Linked DNA regions of Homo sapiens: region 2 is linked to region 1. A link is a loop called in an ENCODE intact Hi-C map of the cell type or tissue named here. Cell type or tissue: IMR-90. All regions are shown on one strand. Each heading gives the region's core, and the rest is flanking DNA. Links, peaks and the distances in the headings are about the cores only.

Region 1 (10,335 bases), core at 3,112-8,111:
CTTTGATAAATTACAGTATTTGAAAAAACGTCCACCATAAGTTACTAATTCTAAGACTCAGTTTTCTCACTTGTTAATAATATCTGCTTCGACAGGACTGTGAAAGACTACATAAGCAATGCTTGATACACGATAGTCATTCTGTGTCCTCTAGAAAAGTCGAGTATCTTTTTACATAGTTCACTGGGTTTCCTCTTCAGTAAACTGCCTATCATGTTTCTTTACTTTTCTCCTGATTCTTGGTCTTTTTCTTGTTAATTATAGATTTTATGTCTACTCTGTTATATATTTTGCAAATAATTTCCCTCAGTCTGTTGTTGCCTTTTAACTTTTCTTTTTGTCACAAAGATGTGTGTGTGTTTTCAATTCTTGGATCTGTTAATTTTTTAATGGTTTTTTATTATTTGTCTTGCTTCAGAAGGTTTTCCTCATTCTAAGATTTTGAAAGAATTCTCTTAGACATTTCTTTGGCCTTCTTACACATTTTTTAAAACAATCAGTTATTTAATCCATCTGCTATTTATTTTCAGTGTATGGGGTGAAGTAGGGATCTGCTCCCCACAATGAATTGTCCTAACACAATTTATTAAAGAATTCATTTCCCCACTGATCTGATTGCCTTACTCAGATTCTAAGTACCTATACATACAAAGGTCTGTTTGGGGACTTAACTCTGTCTCCCAGTCTGTCTGTTCTTGAACAAATATGATGCTGTTTTAATCACTGTAACTTTATACTGTGTTCTGATATTTATGGAGTCCTAATTGTCTTATTAAAAAATTTTTTTGGGCAGGTGCCTATAATATTTGGGAGGCCAAGGCAGGAGGATAGAGGATAAAGGAGGATAGAAGAGGATAGAGCCTGAGCCCAGGAAACCTGCCTGTGCAACATGGTGAGACCCTGTCTTGACAAAAATTTTTAAAATTAGCTGAACATGGTAACACATGCCTGTGGTCCTAGCTACTCAGGAGGCTGAGGCAGGAGGATCACTTGAGCCTAGGAGGTTGAGGCTATAGCGAGGCATGTTCACACCACTGCACTCCAGCCTGAACAACAGAGTGAGACCCTGTCTAAAAAGGAAAAAAAAAAAAATTGGCATTTTTTATTTACTTATTCTCCCAGATGAGCTTAAGGTTTTTTTTTTAAGAAATAACACGGTTTTGCATTACAATTTATATATTATCTCAAGAGAATGGACATGTTTACATGCTTTTCCAAGCAGATAAGTGGTGTCTCCATTTATTCAGATCTTATTTTGCCTTTATAGTTTTGTCATCTTCCTCATATAGGTCTTACACATTTCTTGTTAAATTTGTTAAGTACTATTCTAGACCTCAGAACCAAGAATAATATTAAACTATATTATATAGTTACATATTGTCTTAGTCTGTTTTGTGCTCCTATCACAGAATATCACAGACTGGGAAATTTATAAAGAGCAGAAATGTATTTTTTCACAGTTTTGGAGGCTGGGAAGTCCAAGATCAAGGCACCAACAGGTTCAGTTGTCTGGTGAGGGCTGCTCTCTGTTTCCAAGATGGCAGCTTGTTGCTGTATCCCCTCCAGAGGGGAGGAACATTGTGTCTTCACATGGCAGAAGACAGAAGGGCAAGCAGAACAAAATCCCTCCATTAAGCTTCTTATAAGGGGGCCTAATCCCATTCAGGAAAGGAGGAACCCTCATGACCTAATCACCTCTTAAAGACCCCACCTCTTAATATCTTTACATTGGCCAGTAAGTATTAACACCTGAATTTTGGAGAGGACACATTCAAACCGTAGCACAATATACAAGAACTAAGTATTACTTGAAGACTACATAAGATTTGTCTTTTAAAACCATCTTTACTTTGTTCCTTCTTAGTAATGGCTGTCTGAATATCTCTGGTCGTTGGAAGTTTACTCATGTGTTTACCTCTTCTTGAATCAATTTTGGTAACATTTTTTTCTAGAAAATCACCTATTTCTTCTGGACTTTCCATTTTTCTGCCCACAAACTTATAATTCCTTATTTCATCCATATCTGTGTGCAATCTCTTATCTTATTCTTGATGCTTATGGTTTCTATTTTTCTTGGTGAAACTTCTTAAAGATTTGTCTTCTGAAAGACCAGTTCTTGGTTTTATTCAATGACTCTATTTTTCTTGTTGTTAACTAATTTCCTAATTAATTCCAATTACCACATTTGTCACATTTCTCTTCTTATTTAAATAGATTTATATTTGTTTTATTCTAGTTTATTGAGTTTTAGAGGATCTGCTTATTTTCCATTTTTTGGGGGGACAGGGTCTCGCTCGGTCACCCTGGCTGGAGTGTGGTGGTACAATCTCGACTCACTGCAACCTCCAACTCCCAGGCTCGAGCAATCCTCCCACCTCAGCCTCCCAAATAGCTGGGACCACAGACAGGCATGACCACACCCAGCTACTTTTTTGTATTTTTTTGTAGAGATGGCGTCTTGCCATTTGCCAGTTGGTCTCAAACTCCTAAGCTCAAGCAATCCACCTGCGGTCCCAGCTACATAGGAGGCTGAGGCAAGAGGATTGCTTGAGTCCAGGAGGTTGAGGCTGTAGTGAGCCATATTCACTCCAGCACTCCAGCCTGGACCACAGAGCAAGACCCAGTCTCAAAAACAAAAAACAAAAACAAAACAAAACACAAGCATTTAGTCTATAAAATCTCTTCCACAGTTTTAGCTTTATAAGGGGGCCAAATCGCATTCAGGAAAGGAGGAGCCCTCATATTTTTTATGTAAAATGTTCTCATTTTCATTTATTTTAGCTTAAAACTTCTCTGATCTTAAAACTATCCAGCAGAATATTTTCAAGTTTGAAATGGTAGCTGTATTAGTTTGCCAGGGCCATCATAACAAAGTACCACAAACTGGGTGGCTTAAACAACAGAAATTTACTGTCTGACAGTCCTGGAGGCTAGAAGTCTCAGATTAAGGTGTTGGCAGGATTGGTTCCTTTGGATGGCTGTGAGGGAAGGATCTGTTTCAGGATTTTCTCTTTGGTTTGTGGATGACTGTTTTCTCCCTGTGTCTTCCCATCATCTTCCTTTTATGTGTGTGTCTAAATTTCCCCTTTTTGTAAGGAGAACAATCATATTAAATTAAGGCCCACCTTAATGACCTCACTTTAACTTCATTACCTTTGTGAGGACCGTATCTCCAAGATGGTCATATTCTGAGATACTTGGGTTAAGGATTTCAACATATGAATTTTGGGAGCCCACAAATCAACCCAAAACCACAGCTTAAAACTGTATTTAGGCTGGGCACAGTGGCTCATGCCTATAATGTCAGCATTTTATGAGACCAAGGCAGGGGGATTGCTTGAGGCCAGGAGTTCGAGACCAGCTTAAGCAAAAAAGCAAGATCTCATCTCTAGAAAAAATTTAAAAAATAAAGAAAATTAGCCAGGTGTGGTGGCCCAAACCTACAGTCCCAGCTTCTTAGGAGGCTGAAGCAGAAGCATCACTTGAGCCCAGGAGGTTGAGGCTGCAGTGAGGTATGATCACTCCACTGCAGAGCAGCCCAGCCTAGGTGACAGAGCAAGACTCTGTCTCAAAAAACAACAATAACAAAAAAACCCTATGAGTAGGGAATCACAAAAACTATATATGCCCTTGTGATTAGGGAATATGACAGGATTTTCTATTTCTGAATCTTTAAACGTTTTATCTGTGGCCAGTTCTCCCCATGGAAATGTGATAAGAAAGTATATTCTCTATTTGTAGTATTCTATTAAACTAAGCATCACTGTTAATTACTTTTATATGTGTTGTCATTTTGATCTGTCAAATGCTGAGAGAACTATTATAAATGTCCAATATAACTGTAGTTTTAAATCAAACTCGTAAATTTCTAAAGATTTTGCCTTTATGTATTCACTGATATATAATAATGCTGTATGCATAAAAGTGCATAATTTTGTTTCCTCTTCACAAGTTGTGCAGTTTTGTTCCACTATAAGACATCCCTGTTCATCACAAATTCTGCCCTAAGTTTTAGTTTCTGTAATATGATGTTGCCATCAAATCTTGTTTACATTTCTATTATTATTATTTTGATAACAGAGTCTTGCTCTGTTGCCCAGGCTGGAGTGCAGTGGTGAGATCTCAGCTCACTGCAACCTTCACTGCCTAGGTTCAAGCGATTCTCCTGTCTCAACCTTCCAAGTAGCAGGGATTACAGGCGTGCACCACCACGCCTAATTTTTTGTATTTTTAGTAGAGACGGGGTTTCGCCATGTTGGCCAGGCTGGTCTTGAACTCCTGGCCTCAAGTGATCCACCTGTCTCTGCTTCCCATGGTGCTGGGATTACGGGTGTGAGCCACTGCACTCAGCCTTTTATTCATTTATTTTAAATATTTTTTATTTCATTAACTTTTGGGGTACAAATGGTTTTTGGTTACATGGATGAATTGTATAGTGGTGAAGTCTGAGATTTTAGAGCACCTGTCACCTGAGTAGTGTATATTGTACCCAAAATAAATATATCGTTGTTTCTTCTTTTATTGTTAGCCTTTAATATAATTTTGTTTCAGGTATTTCTTAAAAAGAGCAAAGAGCTGCATTTTGTTCTTTAACCTTGAGAATACTGTCTCAATAACATTCCATTACGTGCATATACCACATTTTGTTTGTCCATTTATCCACTGATGGACATTTGGGTTGTTTCCACCTTTTGGTTACTATGAGTACTGCTGCTATGAACATATGTGCTTTCAATTCTTTGGGCATATACCCAGAAGTAAAATTGCTGGATCATATGGTAATTACATGTTTAATTTTTTGCAGAACCACCAATATCATTTTCCACAGTGGTTGCACTATTTTACATTCCTACCAACAGTGCAAAAGGGTTCTAATTTCTCCACATCCTCAACACCACTTGTTTTCTATTTGTTGTTTTAATAGTAGCCATTCTCATGAGTGTTCAGTGTAATCTCTTTGTGGTTTTGATTTGCCCTTCCCTAATGGTTAGTGATGTAGAGCATATTTTCATGTGCTTATTAGTCATCTGTGTATCTTCTTTGGGGAAATGTCTGTTCAAATCCTTTGTCCATTTTTAAACTGGGTTATTCACTTCTTGTTGAGTTCATTTTAGTTTTCACTGTGTACTTTATATTGGAAAAAATTTAAGTTTTCTAATACTCACCTTGCCCCTTATATTTTCAAATTCCACTCAAAACTTGCATTCTCAGTTTCTTAAAAGTCCTGCTGCAGCTGCATCCCAGTTTAATATACAGGATTTTCATTACTGTTGAGTTCTAACATTTTTTCTTATATGACTTATTTGACTAAAAAAAATAAATTCTTTAGAAATGTGATTCTAAATTTTAAATGTATAGGTTTTAATTGTATTTTTACTACTAATTACATTGCATTGTAGTCAACAATGTAGTCAAAGAATGCAGTCTATAAGATACAGATTCATTGATGCTGGAGACTTGCTTCATGGCCTATTGTGTGGTCAATTATTAATAATTTTTTGATGTGTCTTGAGAAATACATTTCTTCAATTGCTGGATATGAGGTTCTACATGTGTCCACCTGATCAAATTTATTCAAGTCTATATATTTACCAATATTTTTGTTGTTTGATCATCAACTGAGAGAAGTATACTGAAAGGTCCCACTGTGACAGTAGACATTTATAAATTTCTTCTTGTGGTTCTACAATTTTTTGCTTTATACATTTCTGAGGTTATTAGGTACAATACATACACGTTTACATTGTCATATCTTTTTAAGCCTTTTAATTAGTAATGATCCTCTTTATCCCTAACAGTGCTTTTTAATCTTAAGAACTGTTACATTTAATTAATTAACCCATTTATTAGATATTAGTAAATCCATATTTCTTTTGATTGGAATTTGCATGGTATGTAAGAAAAAGATACTTATATTTTCTGAGTCTTTATGTTTTAGGGGTGTGTGTCTTATAAATAAGATTCAGCAGGAGTTTTCAAAAATCCAACATGATAAAAATCTGTCTTTAATTGGGTACATTTAATCCATTTTTTCCTACTATTTTACTTTGTGCTTTTCCTCTATGTGATTTTTATTTCCCCTCCTTTCTTGTTTTTTAAATTGATTCAGGAGTTGTTTCTGTTTTCTTTTTTCCTTTACTGGTTTGGAAATAATATACTTTATTTTTATTGTTTTCAAAATTTCACCATGCATACTTGAAGTTAAACTGAAAAGTTAATCAAATCTTGATCTATCTTTCATAGAACAGAAGACCTTTAGACATTCCTTGCTCACACATTACTTCTGTTCAGTATTTTAGTTCTTTAATTCCACAATTTATATTTTATTTTTATTTAGATATTTTCAGATTTATCCAAATAATTTAAATTACCCAATCTTATAGACCATTTAAATTCAAATTCTGTGTTTACATTTCTTGTTTATCATTTCTCTCTTTAAAATTGAGACAGGATCTTGCTCTGTTGCCCACACTGATGTGCAGTGGTGCAATCATGACTTACTGCAGTCTCAACCTCCCTGGTTCAAGTGATCCTCCTACCTCAGCCTCCTGAGTAGCTGGGACCACAGGCACAAGCCACCAATGCTTAGCTATGTTGCCCAGGGTGGTCTCAAACTTCCGGGATCAAGTGATCGTCCTGTCTTGGCCTACCAAAGTGCTGAGATTATGGGTATGAGCCACCACACTCAGCCTTTGCCATTTCTTTTCATATCTCAGACTTCCCTTTAGGATCCTTTAGGATCAAAGGATAACCTTTAGATGTTCTTTTAATGTACATCTCTTGGTGTTAAATTTTATCAGTCTTTGTTTACTGAAAATGTCTATGTTTAATCATCATTCCTTTTTTTATTTTGAAATTATCATGCTGTAAAATTAAATTTTATGTGTGTGTAAAGTTCTACAAGTTTTAGCAAGTATACATTCATTCAACCACCATCATCAGTGAGGATACGAAATAATTCTCTCACCCCCAGAAGTTCTCTCATGCTACCCCTTTGTGGTCAAACCCTCTTGCCTTCTCCAACTCCTGATCCTACTATCTGTTGTTCATTCCCACGGTTTTGCCTTTCCAGGATGTTATATGAACATAATCATAGAATATAACCTTTCACACTGACTTCTTTCACTCATACAATGCCTTTGGGTTACCTGTTATTGTGGGTATCAGCAGCATATCCCTTTATATTGCTGAGTAATATTCCCTGTATGGAGGTTACACGGTTTGTTTATCCATTCACCCATTGAAGGATTTTTAAGTCGTTTTCAGTTTTAGTGGATCATGAATTCAGGTACAGGTTTTTGTGTGTACACAAGTTTTCATTTATCCAGGCTAGCATGAAGGTTTACCGAGAGGTAGGATTGCTGGAAACTTAGATAAGTGTATGTTTAACTTTATGAAAAGCTTCCAAATTGTTTTCCAAAGTGGTTGTGCTATTTTGCATCTCCACTAGGAATATGAGCATTCCAGTTGCTCCATATTCTCATCAGCACTTAAACTGTTGTATTTTAAAAGTTGCTGTAGCCATTCTATAAATGATGTGTACTGGTATTTCACTGTGGTTTTAGTTTGAATTTTGTTAATGGTAATGATGTCAAGCATCTTTTCATGTGCTTATTTGCCAACCATGTATTTTCTTTGGTGACATGTCTGTTGAAATCTTTTGCTCATTTTCTAATTGAGTTGGTTGTTTTATTGTTGACTTTTGAGAAATGTTTATACATTCTGGCTACATGGCTTTGGTTGAACATGTAGTTTGCAACATTTCTCTTAGGCTGCAGCTTGTCTTTTCAGCCTCTTAACAGTGTTTTAGCAGAGGAGAAGTTTGTTAATTTTCTTTTTTTTTTTTTTTTGAGATGGAGTCTGGCTCTGTCGCCCAGGCTGGAGTGCAGTGGCACGATCTCGGCTCACTGTAAGCTCTGCCTCCCGGATTCACGCCATTCTCCTGCCTCAGCCTCCCAAGTAGCTGAGACTACAGGCACCTGCCACCACACCCAGCTAATTTTTTGTATTTTTAGTAGAGATGGGGTTTCACCATGTTAGCCAGGATGGTCTTGATCTCCTGACCTTGTGATCTGCCCGCCTCAGCCTCCCAAAGTGCTGGGATTACAGGCGTGAGCCACCGTGCCTGGCCGTTAATTTTCATAAAGTACAATTTATCAATTATTTTTTATGAATTATGCTTTGGGTGCCATATCACAGAATTTTTTCCAAACCCAAGGCCAGAAGGATTTTCTCATATATTTTCTTCTGTAAGTTTTACATTTAGCTCATTTTGAGTTATTTTTTATATAAGATGTGAGCTATAGATCAACAACCTTTTTTTCTTAATATATGTAGAATTGTTTATCATTTGTCGAAAAGACCATCCCTTCTCCCTGAATTGCCTTTGCACATTTGTCAAAAAACAAAAACATTCACGAGTCTTATTTTAAACTCTCTTCTGTTTCACTGATCTCTATGTCTTTCACTAATACCACATTTTATTAGTATAGCTTTGAAGTAAGTATGAAAATTGAGTAATGTGACTTCTCCAACTTTATTAATCACATTCAAAATTGCTTTGGTTATTTTAGTTATTTTGTTTTTCCATATAAAATTAATGTCAATTTCTCTATAGATGCAATAAAAAGTAATAGTGCTAAATTGGGGGAAATTGACATCTTTACTACACAGAGTCTTCAAATCCATCAATCCATGAACACAGTACACTTCATTTATTTAGGTCTTCTTTAACTTCTTTCATCAACTTTTGTAGTTTTCACATGTTCTGCACATTTAGATTTATAGCAAGTAATTTAGTTTTTGAAACAAATGTAAATAATAATGTTTTAAATGTCAGTTACCAATTGCATTAATTATGCCTTTTAATTTATTTCTGATGTTTTGAAATCTGGGCCCTTGCTGATCCTGGAGAGACTACCCCTCCCAGGGCTAATCAATTCCTAGAGAGAGTAAAAGACTAACCTTTAAGCGTGCCTTTCATATGCAAACCAACCAATCTAAAGCTCACATCCCCAACTACCTGCATTATAGAGCTCTTATGCTCCAAGCCACTATTTCTCTGCTCTAATCACCCCAGGGCCAAGTACCAGACACTTAGAGATAGCCCCTACACCCCAAAACTGCTGAAATTATTCAAACTAGCCAAGCCTAAGCCTGCTTACCCTGCCTCATCCATTCTTTCATGTGGAAACCACAACAAAGGCTCTTGCCCACGTTTTCCTTCTGTTCCTTCTGCCTCCTGATCGACCCTGATGCATCCCCATATGGCCTTGTGTGGTGTGACACGGCCCCTCCTCTTGGGAACTGTAAGTAATAAACTATCTTCTCAATGGTAGTGGTGTCCTGATCTGTTGGCCTCACTATACCTGCTTAATAATAAACTCTATATCTTAAAACACCAATGTTGATTGCTAGTATAGAGAAATATGATGAATTTCTGTATGTTGACCTTGTGTTCTATGACCTTAGGAAACTCATTTACTGTTTATAAGCATTTACTTGTAGACTCCTTGAACTTTTCTACATGGACAATCATGTCATTTGTGAATATGAATAGTTTTATTTCTTTTTATTTTTCTTACTTTATTGTACTGGCTAAGATTTCTAGTGAGAGACTAAGCAGTGAGAGTAGATATCCTGTGTTGTCTGATCTCAGGGGGAAAGCATTTAGTCTTTCACTACAAAGTATAACGTTAGCTATAGGTTGTTTTTGTTTTAGTACATGCCTTTATCAGTTTTAGGAAGTTCCCTTCTATTCCTAGTTTGCTGAGAGCTTTTATCATGAATGGATGTTGAATTCTGACATACAGATATATGTCATCTATATGTCATACATACATTATATTCTGTATACATATATATACATATGGATATTAGCATCAAGTCTTCTTTAGACTATTAATATTACAAAGACTGATTTCAGTTGAACAAGATTTGCATTCTAAGATAAATCCCACATGGCTGTATTGTTCTTTTTATGTATTGCTGATTCAATTTCTTAATATGTTGATCAGAATTTTTATGTGTACAGTATAAAGAATACTAATCTGTACTAGTCTTATAGTTTATCTGGTTTTAGTATCAGTGTAACACTGGTCTCAAAAAATGAGTTGGGAAATACTGCATACTCTTCCAGTTTTCTAGAAGAAATTGTGTAGAACTGCTATTTCTTTAAATAAGAAGAAATGTGGTAGAATTCATCACAAAAAAACATCTAGGCTTCTGTTTTTCTTTTTCAGAAAGTTTTTAACTACAAATTCATTCTTTAATTTCTTTTTAAATAATTTTTAGTAGTTTGTGGCTCTCAAAAAAAAAATGGTCCATTTCATTTAC
Region 2 (10,335 bases), core at 1,761-6,760, 200 kb before region 1:
AACTTGTGTTCTGTACATAAAGTCTGATGGGACACGGAACACATACATGAGCAGAGAAGACATTTGCAATATTCATGTTTCCTGTTCCTTATCACCTCATTTGCATAAAGAACCCATGATGCTTAATAAGCACAAAATTTCAGCGGTCCCACAATGCATGAGAATTCAACAAGACTCAAAAAGACTAAGTGTAAAAAAAAGGGAAGCGTCTGATGCCTACAACTGAGTAAGCAGGGCAGCAGAAAGCCCCAAGAGGCCATGCTTTCCATTAGAAGACGTGCTTTCCAGAATTTGCTTCAAATGCAGGAAGAAGTAGTGGAATTCTAAGAAACACAGATGAACTGGGCGCAGTGGCTCACGCCTGTAATCCCAGCACTTTGGGAGGCAGAGGCAGGCAGATCACCTGAGGTCAGGAGTTCGAGACCAGACTGGCCAACATGACAAAACCCCATCTCTACTAAAAATACAAAAATTAGCTGGGCGTAGTGGTGCGTGCCTGTAGTCCCAGCTACTCGGGAGGCTGAGGCAGGAGAATCACTTGTACCTGGGAGGCAGAGGTTGCAGTGAGCCAAGATCGTGCCATCGCACTCCAGCCTGGGCAATAGAGTGAGACCGTCTCAAAAAAAAAAAAAAAAAAAGAAAGAAAGAAACACAAGTGGCCAAGGAACCCTATCACATCCTTTCTTATTCATGTTGCTTCCCTGTAATAGTCACCACTTACACTGAAAAAGATGACATAAAAGGAAAGGGAAAGATAGGGCAAATCATAGTTTCCTTTCCTTTCAGATCCCCCTTGCTTATCAGTAAGCCGAAGGTAGAGAGGGTTGATAGCATATGCACTTATCAAGCAGTGAAAGAAGACAAGCTGAGCTTGTTTTGTGCAGAATATTTACTGTTCTGGTGAGAACAAAATACATATGCATGTATGAGGTACAAAATGTGAATTGTGCAATTTTGGTGATTCTACATACAAGTTAAATGTTCCTATATTTGCATTTATAACTGATGTTGCACAATATAAAAATGAATGGTGGCTGGGCGCGGTGGCTCACGCCTGTAATCCCAGCACTTTGGGAGGCCAAGGTGGGCAGATCACCTGAGGTCAGGAGTTCGAGACCAGCCTGGCAAACATGGCGAAACCCCATTTCTACTAAAAGTACAAAAATTAGCTGGGCTTGGTGGTGGGCGCCCGTAATTCCAGCTACTCAGGAGGCTGAGTCAGGAGAATTGCTTCAACCCAGGAGGCGGAGGTTGCAGTGAGCTGAGATCGGCCACTGCACTCCGGCCTGGGTGACAAGAGTGAGACTCCATCTCAAAAAAAAAAAAAAAAAGAATGGTAAAATTCATGCTAATAATTTTAACTTAAAATTTTTCTTTAGTACAACATCACATAGCAAATAAGAACACATCATGACAACTAGGGAAGAAAGGAAAAACCTTTATAATTTAGTATCTTTAACGGTATTTCCCCCTGCTTTTTGAACAAGGGGTCCCACATTTTCACTTTGCACTGGGCCCCACAAATTCTATAGCTGGCCTAGGGGAAGGTGTGCAGGTGTGGTGCTGGAGCCAGGCGGAAGGTTGGGGGCTGGAATTGTAAAGCTTATCTGGTTACATTTAAAAAACAACTCTGAGTACCTTGATAAGGTATTTCTTTCTTTTTTCTTAATAATTTCTCTTAAAACCAAATAATACGGTTTGGCTGTGTCTCCACCCAAATCTTACCTTGAATTCCCACATATTGTGGATGGGACCCAGTGGAAGGTAATTGAATCATGGGGGCAAGTCTTTCCTGTGCTAGTCTCGCGATAGTGAATAAGTCTCACGAGATCTGACAATTTTAAAAAGAAGAGTTCCCCTGCGCAAGTTTTGTTTCTTTGCCTCCTGCAGTCTGTGCCTTCCACCATGATCATGAGGCTTCCCCAGCCACACAGAACTGTAAGTCCAATTAAACCTCTTTCTTTTGTAAATTGCCCAGTCTCAGGTATGTCTTTATCAGGAGCGTGAAAACAGACTGATAAACCAAATACCATGCTTCTCCAAAGCACTCCGCCCCTGGTATATTTCCGGGAGATAAGCCCGTTTTTCATATGAGAACAGTGAGCTCCAAGGAGCGGCCTGCCCTTGGCTTCTGTTCCCAGGGCGAGTGTGAAGGCTGAGCTTTTCCGTTCCCTCTTCCATGGAGCTTGGCTGGTTCCTATGAACTGCAAGTTAAGGTTTGTTATTTTATAGTCCATTAAACAATCTTTTATAAAAATTAAAAACAAGTTATAATGTAAATGTAAACAAAAAGCTAACGTAAAAAGGTTAAAAAAATTATTTTGGTGACTTTTTTTTTCAAGGCCTGAAAGCCGCAATCAGATATTGTTATAATTTTAGGTGTCATAGATCATATCTTACATTTGTTTTTGTATTTATAACTCTGTGGGATTTACCAATCTTAGGGCTATAATACTTTTTATAACATAAGTGGAAGCTGTTTCCCAGGTTTGACTTGTTAGTCTTCTCTTCTGCCGTTAATTTATTGGTTTGTTCTACGTATTTTACAAAATCCAAACCTTGAGAAACAAGGCTTGACAATTTAGCTCCATATACACTTCAAAACTTAAGAAATGGGGAGATGTGTTTCATTTATATTCTTTATTATTCATTTGACTTACAAAGTATATAGGCATGGAAATTGCCTGTCAGTTTTACTACTGAAAGCCCCAGCTACTCTTACTTAAGATTAAAGTCATTCTTTTTATAATCACTCACTTTCCTCCAAGAAAATTCTCTGTGTGGGGGGAAGTTTTCGATGGAGAAGGATTCTGTGTGGACTTCCAACCCTTTAACCTAGGTTATAGTGGGATGTTAAGTCAGGAAATGACATATCGGGGCAGGAATCAGTTGTGCTCCCTCCCAAGTCTATTTTAAAGCACTTTCCATTTTAAATATAGCAATAAAATATCAGCCTCGAAATGTCTGATAAGGATAAAAGCAATAGATCCAAATCCAATCTAAATCTGACACTGCTAGGAACAAGAATTCACATTGGTAAGTCAGGACTCATTTATGGGGCCATAAATGGGTGGGCCAGCTATAATTTGGGTATTAAACTTGTAAAATATATTGATGGTATGGAAGAGCTAAATAAATAATTTACTACAAAAAAATTGGAAATCTTTACATGGTACTTAATTGACCAGTTGGTCTCCCAGATTCTCAGTGCTCCTTGCTTTGCATTTATGTGTTTTTCATAGGCTGGATTTTCCTTTTCCTCACTTGAGTTTAATTTCCCTCTGCAATGAATGATCACAAGTTAGTGCATTTCTGAAAACACACACAGTTTCCATTTAAAATTTTGCCAATCCATTACAGGCCTTTGACAATTTCATTTACCTGTTAGGAGGATAAATGTACCCCCACGTTCTGCCTGTTCCAGGATAAGACAAATTTCTTTCTGGCCTCAAAAAGCCTTTTCAGTACCACATCTTATATTCCTGTGCTGAGCACATAATGGGAGGGGCTTCAAGGAGATGCTTTACAAAATTTACTGAATCTTTTTGCTTGGTATTTTGGGAATCTGCTGAATAGAGAAAAAAAGTGATTTTAGAAAGATCTGTCACGGCCTCCTACACATCTGTGAGGTGCTAAGTGTGGTTGGAGAAGGGAAAGGAGAATGAAAATATGGAAACTCAAAGTAAGACAGTGTTATTTATGTATGTATCCAGGAAAACAAGATTTCTTGGACGATTTTAAATTTATTTAATAGTAACAGTATCTCATATGTGTATAACAATTACTTGTTTCCAAAGACTTTCGTATCTTTTATTTTTTCACCTCTTGTGATATTCCGCCAAAGTAAACAATAGAGGTATTACAATGGCCAGTTTTACTAGATGAGAAAACTGAGGTTTGGGTAAATTGGGACTTGCACAAAGTAGTTTATACAGCAAATTGGCTGGTGCTTAGAGCCCGATTCTTCAGAATCCCAGGTTGACTCTACTGTGAAGGATCATTTTGTGCTTTCACTGGCAGGTAATAGAAAGGCCACCCCAAGCAAGCTTAAATAATAAAGAGTTGCATTGGCTTGTGTAATGAGAAACCAAGACGGGGTGGGCTTCAGGCTTGGTTCCATCTAGGTTTTGACTCTGTTTTTCTGCAGTTCTTTCTGTTCTGTGCCCTTCTGGGAGCTGACTTTGGCTTCTGGCTGGTGGTTGGTAGCAATTGAGGCAGCATGCCTCCTAGTTCACCCCTACCAGGTTGACAGTCTGATGTCCCCATTGTTATCTCTTAAAAGCAAGGTAGGACTTTCCTGGAAACTTCCAGCAAGATTTTTCTTTCTCCAGAATTGGAGTGCATGACATCCTCAGTCAGTGACTAGCGTGGACCATGGGATTACTTTGATGAGCTTAGTCTAATCAAAGCCAATTCTGAGTGACTGGTTATTCTGAAGAGGGAATCTATCTGAACAAAAGCAGGATCCTTGTAGGAAGAAAGAGGTGAGAATGGGTGATGGGTAGACAATCAACAGAGTCCTCTACAGTTACTTTGTAAGATTTCAGTAGGCCACACGTTTGAGGAAATCCATGTGTTTGTTATGGAACAAGGTAGCCAAAGAGACCTTTTTCGTTTGGCCAGAGGGACTGATGAAACAACTAAATCCTGGTTGTTTCGCAGTCTCTTATGCAGCTTCTTGTTTCCCCAGCAGCATCTGTGCTCTCCCACATGGCTTCTGCTTGGTCTTCTGCCAGACCCTGGGCTTCTCACAGGCACAATGGCTGTGCCTTACGCTCAGGAAAGCCAGGGTTTGCCAGAAGCACTCACTCCCCGAGTCCCTAACTTCATCCTCTCCTAGACCCCATTTCTGAAGTGAAAGTACACAGAGGAGTTAGTCATAGAGAGTCTTGTGCAATTCTAAGAGGGAAAATGGGTGAGAGTTCATTGTTTTCCCTGAAGCAAGGCTTGGCAGTCCAAAATATTCCCCAATGTGCTGAAGTTAGTTTACCAGCAATGTGTTTTTCTTATACCAAACTGCTGTCCGAGCCACAACCTTGTTGAAAAGAGTAGGGCCATACAGCTTACACAACTCTATCTGTCCTCCCCGACAATTACCTTATAGAACAGTACGCACTAGGAAACTTTAAATTTTTTGTCTGGAGAATCCTTGGTGTTCTAAATATGCAAAGCCTTCATCGCATCAGGCACCACCTCTTACCCTGAAGACAAGCCACACTCTGGCTGTTAATCTAGGCCCAGCCAAACACACCAGGGTCTGATGGGCCAGATCCCACAGTACAGAGGATGTATGCTCAGAGAGCACTGCTTAAAATGGAGGTCGCTGGAGATGCTGAGGAGGAGGTGCCCAGCTTCCTTTAATACCATCGTGTGTTTTCAAGTGGAAGATTCATTTAAGCAGGGGAAAATACCTTCTCCCTAGGCTTCAGGCCCAGGTAGGTAATAAAAAGCAAAGAACACAACTCCAAACCCCAAACACTATGTCTTTTTAAATGACGTTTGAGGCTTAGTTACTCACGTGTGACTAGCAGGATTGGTGTCATAATTTGCAGGGCTCTGTGCAAAATGAAAATGTGAACTCCTTGTTCAAAAATTATTAAGAATTATACGACAGTGACAGCAAAGCATTAAATCAAGCATGGAGCCCTTTTAAGCACAGGCCCTATGCAACTTCACAGGTCTTACACCTACAAAGCCAGACTTGGTGACTGTGCTCTGTAAAGTGACAGAGCACATTTTCTCTCACTATTTACTGTAGCTATTTCTTAGCTCTAAACAGTCATTTCCTTTCAAAGAGCTCGGAACATGGAAAACTAAATAGTTTGGATATTAAGAATTCTTTTAATTGAAGGAGGAGAGCCTAGAGACAGATAAAATTGTGAGTTTTTGTTCTGGAGTCAGCCTTGATTTGCTAGAGTCAAACCTGGTTTGATTGTGCTTTAATCTCTGAATCGCCTTCAGTGAATCGCTTCAGTCTCAAAGTCATTGTCTCATTTATTGTAAAGCAGGGGCAATTCTTGTGCCTACCTTATTGGACTTCTAGAAGAATTAAATGTAATATTGAATGTAAAGTACTTAGCATAATGCCTGGCTCATATTATTGCTCAACAAATATTAGCAATTGCCATAATAATTATGAACTGAGAAAGGGATGGTTGAGGACTGAGACTCCTCGAAGGATATCGTAGGATTCGGGGGTTTAATTTATGTTCTGTTTGCCTGAGCCTAGTTACCACTAGAAAGTTTAAAAATGTTTTCTGATGATATATTCTTTATTTGTAGAAAATTTTAGAAAAAAAAGCGAAATTTATACATGGATTAATCATTCAAAGGTAACAACTGTTAGTTTTTTAATGTATTTCCCTGAAATTTTCTTTTTTGCATGTATGTGTATGAGAATTGTACCCTAGTGTAGCTTTAGTTTTATATTCTGCTTCCTCCCCTTCCTGTAAATATCACCTTATGGCATTAAATTGCTTTAAAAATTTTTCATGACAGCTTAATTCTGTATTGTGCAGATGTTCCATAATTTGTTTCCCTATCTCATGGACTTTTAAGCCATTTTCCATTTTTCAGTATTGTAAATTATGCTATGAATGGCCATGTGCATATATCGCTGATCACCTCTGACTATTCCTGTCTTAGAGAAGAGTCCTCTTTTAAAGAAGGGATCTAGAAATGCATGGGTTAAGCCTCTTGCCATGTATGATACTTCCAAAATGATTGTACCAGTTTCTCTCCCATCAGGTAGGGATAGGGGGATCCTATCTTCCAAGACCTTCTCCAACATGGAGCTATTTGTAAACCTTTGACCATTTGATAGGCACAAAAGTTGTCATATCTATAATACTCTGTTGCTTTGACCAATAGTGAGATTGGGCATATTTTCATGTTTATTGAGTATGTTTACTATTTACTAAGTATTTATGTTTCTTTGTGAATCATAAGTTCATGGCTTTTTGCCAGTTTTTCTATTGGGCAATTTGATTTGTGCCCAATTATTATCTGTTTTTTGCTCAATTATATTATTTTTAATAAGGTACCCCAGATTCTTACCTCTCCTAATAATGCATAATGAATACATCAGGTAGTTTTCTGTAATAATGCAGTGTTACTTCTAAAAACATTTAGGACCAGAACAGAGTACGAAGTGGTGAGATGGTAAGGTATTTGACAAATATGGCTATTGACAGCTTCTTTCACCATCATAGTCATGTTAGGTGAAACTTGCTTTTTAAGAAAAATTATTACAATACTAATAGAGAGCAATTCTTCCATATTTTACAGGGTTATCATCAAATGTTAGTAGTAATTAGGACTGTGATTTTTATTTTATTTTATTTTATTTCCTATTATTCCTTGTATTTTTCAAAATTTATATCCTGAACACATATAGCCTTTTATTATCCGTTTTACAGTTAAACAATAAAAACAAACAAATTCAAAGACCTAGTAATGGCTAGAATAAGCCTGTAATATTTTTGTTTCATATGATTTAGCAGAACTGAAGTTGCAAGTAAAATTATTTGACAAATTACAAATGAGCTATTTAGTCCTATTACCTTTTTAGTCTTTATACAATCCAATCTTGCAGTTGCCTGCACTCCCCTAAAGGGGATGTAATGCAGTGGGTACCACAATAGGATATCGGGTCAACTAGATCTGAGGTCACATCCACATAGCCTCATGTTGGTTGTGTGACCCTGGACATTAACATTTTTGTGCCTTAATTTTGTTTCTTTTAAGATGGGGACAATAATATCTTCCTCTTCCTAATAAGGTTGTTGTGAGAAATAAATGAGAGTATTTAACACAGCCATAGGCACCCAGTAAGTGCTCAACAAATAGACTTCATTTTTATTAAATAGAGTTGATGTTAAGCCTATTTGAACAAATACATTGGATTCAGTGACAGCACTGAAAGTCAAGCCTACAGAGGCCTTTTTTTATGCCTCTTGTGCCTTCACCCTGAGCAAGTGATGTCAAGGGACAAAGTCCACTGCGATCACACCTGCCTGCCAAATAGGGTCTCATGTAGAACAGACCACTGTTCTCCCAGGAAAGGCCCCGTGTGGCTGTGTGTGTAGACTTCTCTGTCTCTGTCTCTGTCTCTGAGTCTCTCCCTGGCTCGCCCTCTCTGTTTCCCACACACCACACATCCACACACCCACACACTCACAGACTCACACACTGCACACTTACACATCACACACACACTTTCATACACCACACACTCAGACTCACACACACACCATACACACTTACACCACACATTCACAAACCACACATTAACACATACCACACACACACCACACACTCAGACTCACACACATGCCGCACACTCTCACATATCACATGCTCAAACACCCACACATTCAGACACACCGCACACACACACACCACACACTCACACATACACCACATGCTCACACCACACAGACTCACACCACACACATACACTTACATAACCACACAGACTCAGACACTCATACACCACATGCTCACCCACCACAGACTCACACACACCACACACTCATACAATCCCACACTCACACACCACACACACTACACACTTACACACCCACTCACCACACGCTCACACAGCACACACTCCTACACTACAAACACAACACATTCACAAACCACACATTAACACCCACAAACCACACACAGACACTCACACCCCACACACGACACTCCCACACACCACACACCCACCTCACACACTCCTATACCACACAACACATTCACAAACAACACATTAACACCCACACACCACATACACCACACACACACCACACCCTCTCTGATCTGAGCAAGTTGTTGTGGGCAGAAGAAAAATATTTTTTCCTTGCGCTCATCTTAAGTTTATTGGCTGGGGCCCTGGTAATAAAAGACAGAGAAGAGCACACACATTTATGTGATCTAAGTTTTCTGACACACGGGAGACCATCAGGAGACACAGAGCCGAAGGAGCAGTTAAACCCGTGTGTTTCTCTGCTAGGTTTGAGGAAGAGCGAAGAGTGTTGGAGAATATGACAAGACAAAGGAGGTCTGAATGAAATGTTAGGCCTGGGGACCTTAGTAAGGCCTGCTCGTCCACATTCCTCCCAGCATCCCTGCGTCTTCAGAGGCAACACTGCTGCTTCTCTCTGGGTCTAGGGGGTCACCTCTCTCAAGAGGGGCTTATGACCTGCTTCAGGGGAAGGTCAGAAGCTCTGTCTTGCACATGCTATTTCTCAAATTCCTTCAGCTTAAGATATTCAATATACCCCATGCCCTATTTTGGAGTAGCATGTCCTGAACCCCGTTATGTGGTGATGGAGGGTATACATTAGTTGATTACTTTCCACTGATTTTCACTGTACACGAGGTTGTAACCACAAATATGGTGGCAGTCAGTGAGAAGTTTAAATGACAGAATGCGTTCCCTTTAAATGTGGACATAATACTTTAAAGCACACTCTATGACTAGAATTAAGCATTAGAAAGCAGATGTTTTAACAGGACTGCTTGACTCAACAGACAGACCAACCTGTGATTAAGGCAGAAGCCCATGGGTGTACCCAGGAGGCTGACGTCCTTTCTCCCAATTAGATGGGCAGGCCCTATAAATCTTAAACTAAATGTTGTCTATAAATTTGGCAAAGAATTGCAACAACTCTAACGCTGGTAAGGGGAGACAGGCATTCTCATATCCTACCAGGGCAGTATAACTCGAGACTGTCATCTGGAGGGCAATTTGGCAATGCAAAGTTTGATCAGTAAACCCACTGTGTATCATTAGTGAGGATACTTTTAGATGCAAAGAATAGAAAACCTAGACAAAAACAACTTAGCCAAAGAAGAAATTCATTATCTCACCTAACAAGAATTCTAGAGGTAAGGGAAATCCAGAGCTTGTTAACTGAGTAGCTCTGTGGTCATCAGGGTCCAGTGTCTTTTCTACCTTTCTGCTCTGCCACTCCCAACATATGGGGTTGTCCTCATGGTTAATTCATAATGGTCATAGTATGGCTGCAGCAGCACCAGCCATCACAGACTCATTTGACAATGTCCAAGGGCTGGAAGAATGTCCCTCTCTTGTGTCCCTATTGAAGAGGAAGAAACCTTTCCAGAAGCCCCTCTGTCTGCCTTCGCGTGGCTAATTTTCCCTCTAAAATTTCCCTCTAAATTTTTCCCTCACGTGGCTAATTGACTAGAAACATATCACACATCTATTTTAAATCCTATCATTGGCAAAGAGAGTGAAATTGCACAATTGGCTTGGGGCTGAAGAGAAACTTGGCTTTCTCTGAAGCACAGACCCTCCCAAAATCTGAATCAGGTATGAGT

The links. Hi-C counts contacts between places; a loop is a spot of excess contacts. Peaks named below come from ENCODE experiments on the same cell type or tissue, not always from the same donor. Only the 100,000 strongest peaks of a DNase experiment are listed, where the experiment ranks them.
Region 2: a loop joins it to region 1, with 1.9 times the contacts of the local background. A loop is called at or near these places in 1 of 110 quality-filtered maps.

The regions. Positions count from the first base shown.
Region 1 is chr7:27,556,067-27,566,401 of GRCh38, forward strand. The region is part of intron 4 of HIBADH (3-hydroxyisobutyrate dehydrogenase); the gene reads right to left. Among named protein-coding and RNA genes, the nearest start is that of TSL, 55 kb to the right of the region's middle. RefSeq lists an enhancer at 8,719-9,471. In IMR-90, for the core only: no CTCF peak of the experiment used is centred there; a DNase peak (open chromatin) is centred at 4,995.
Region 2 is chr7:27,359,755-27,370,089 of GRCh38, forward strand. No RefSeq gene overlaps it. Among named protein-coding and RNA genes, the nearest start is that of EVX1-AS, 120 kb to the left of the region's middle. In IMR-90, for the core only: no CTCF peak of the experiment used is centred there; a DNase peak (open chromatin) is centred at 4,827; H3K4me3 peaks cover 305 bases; H3K27ac peaks cover 479 bases.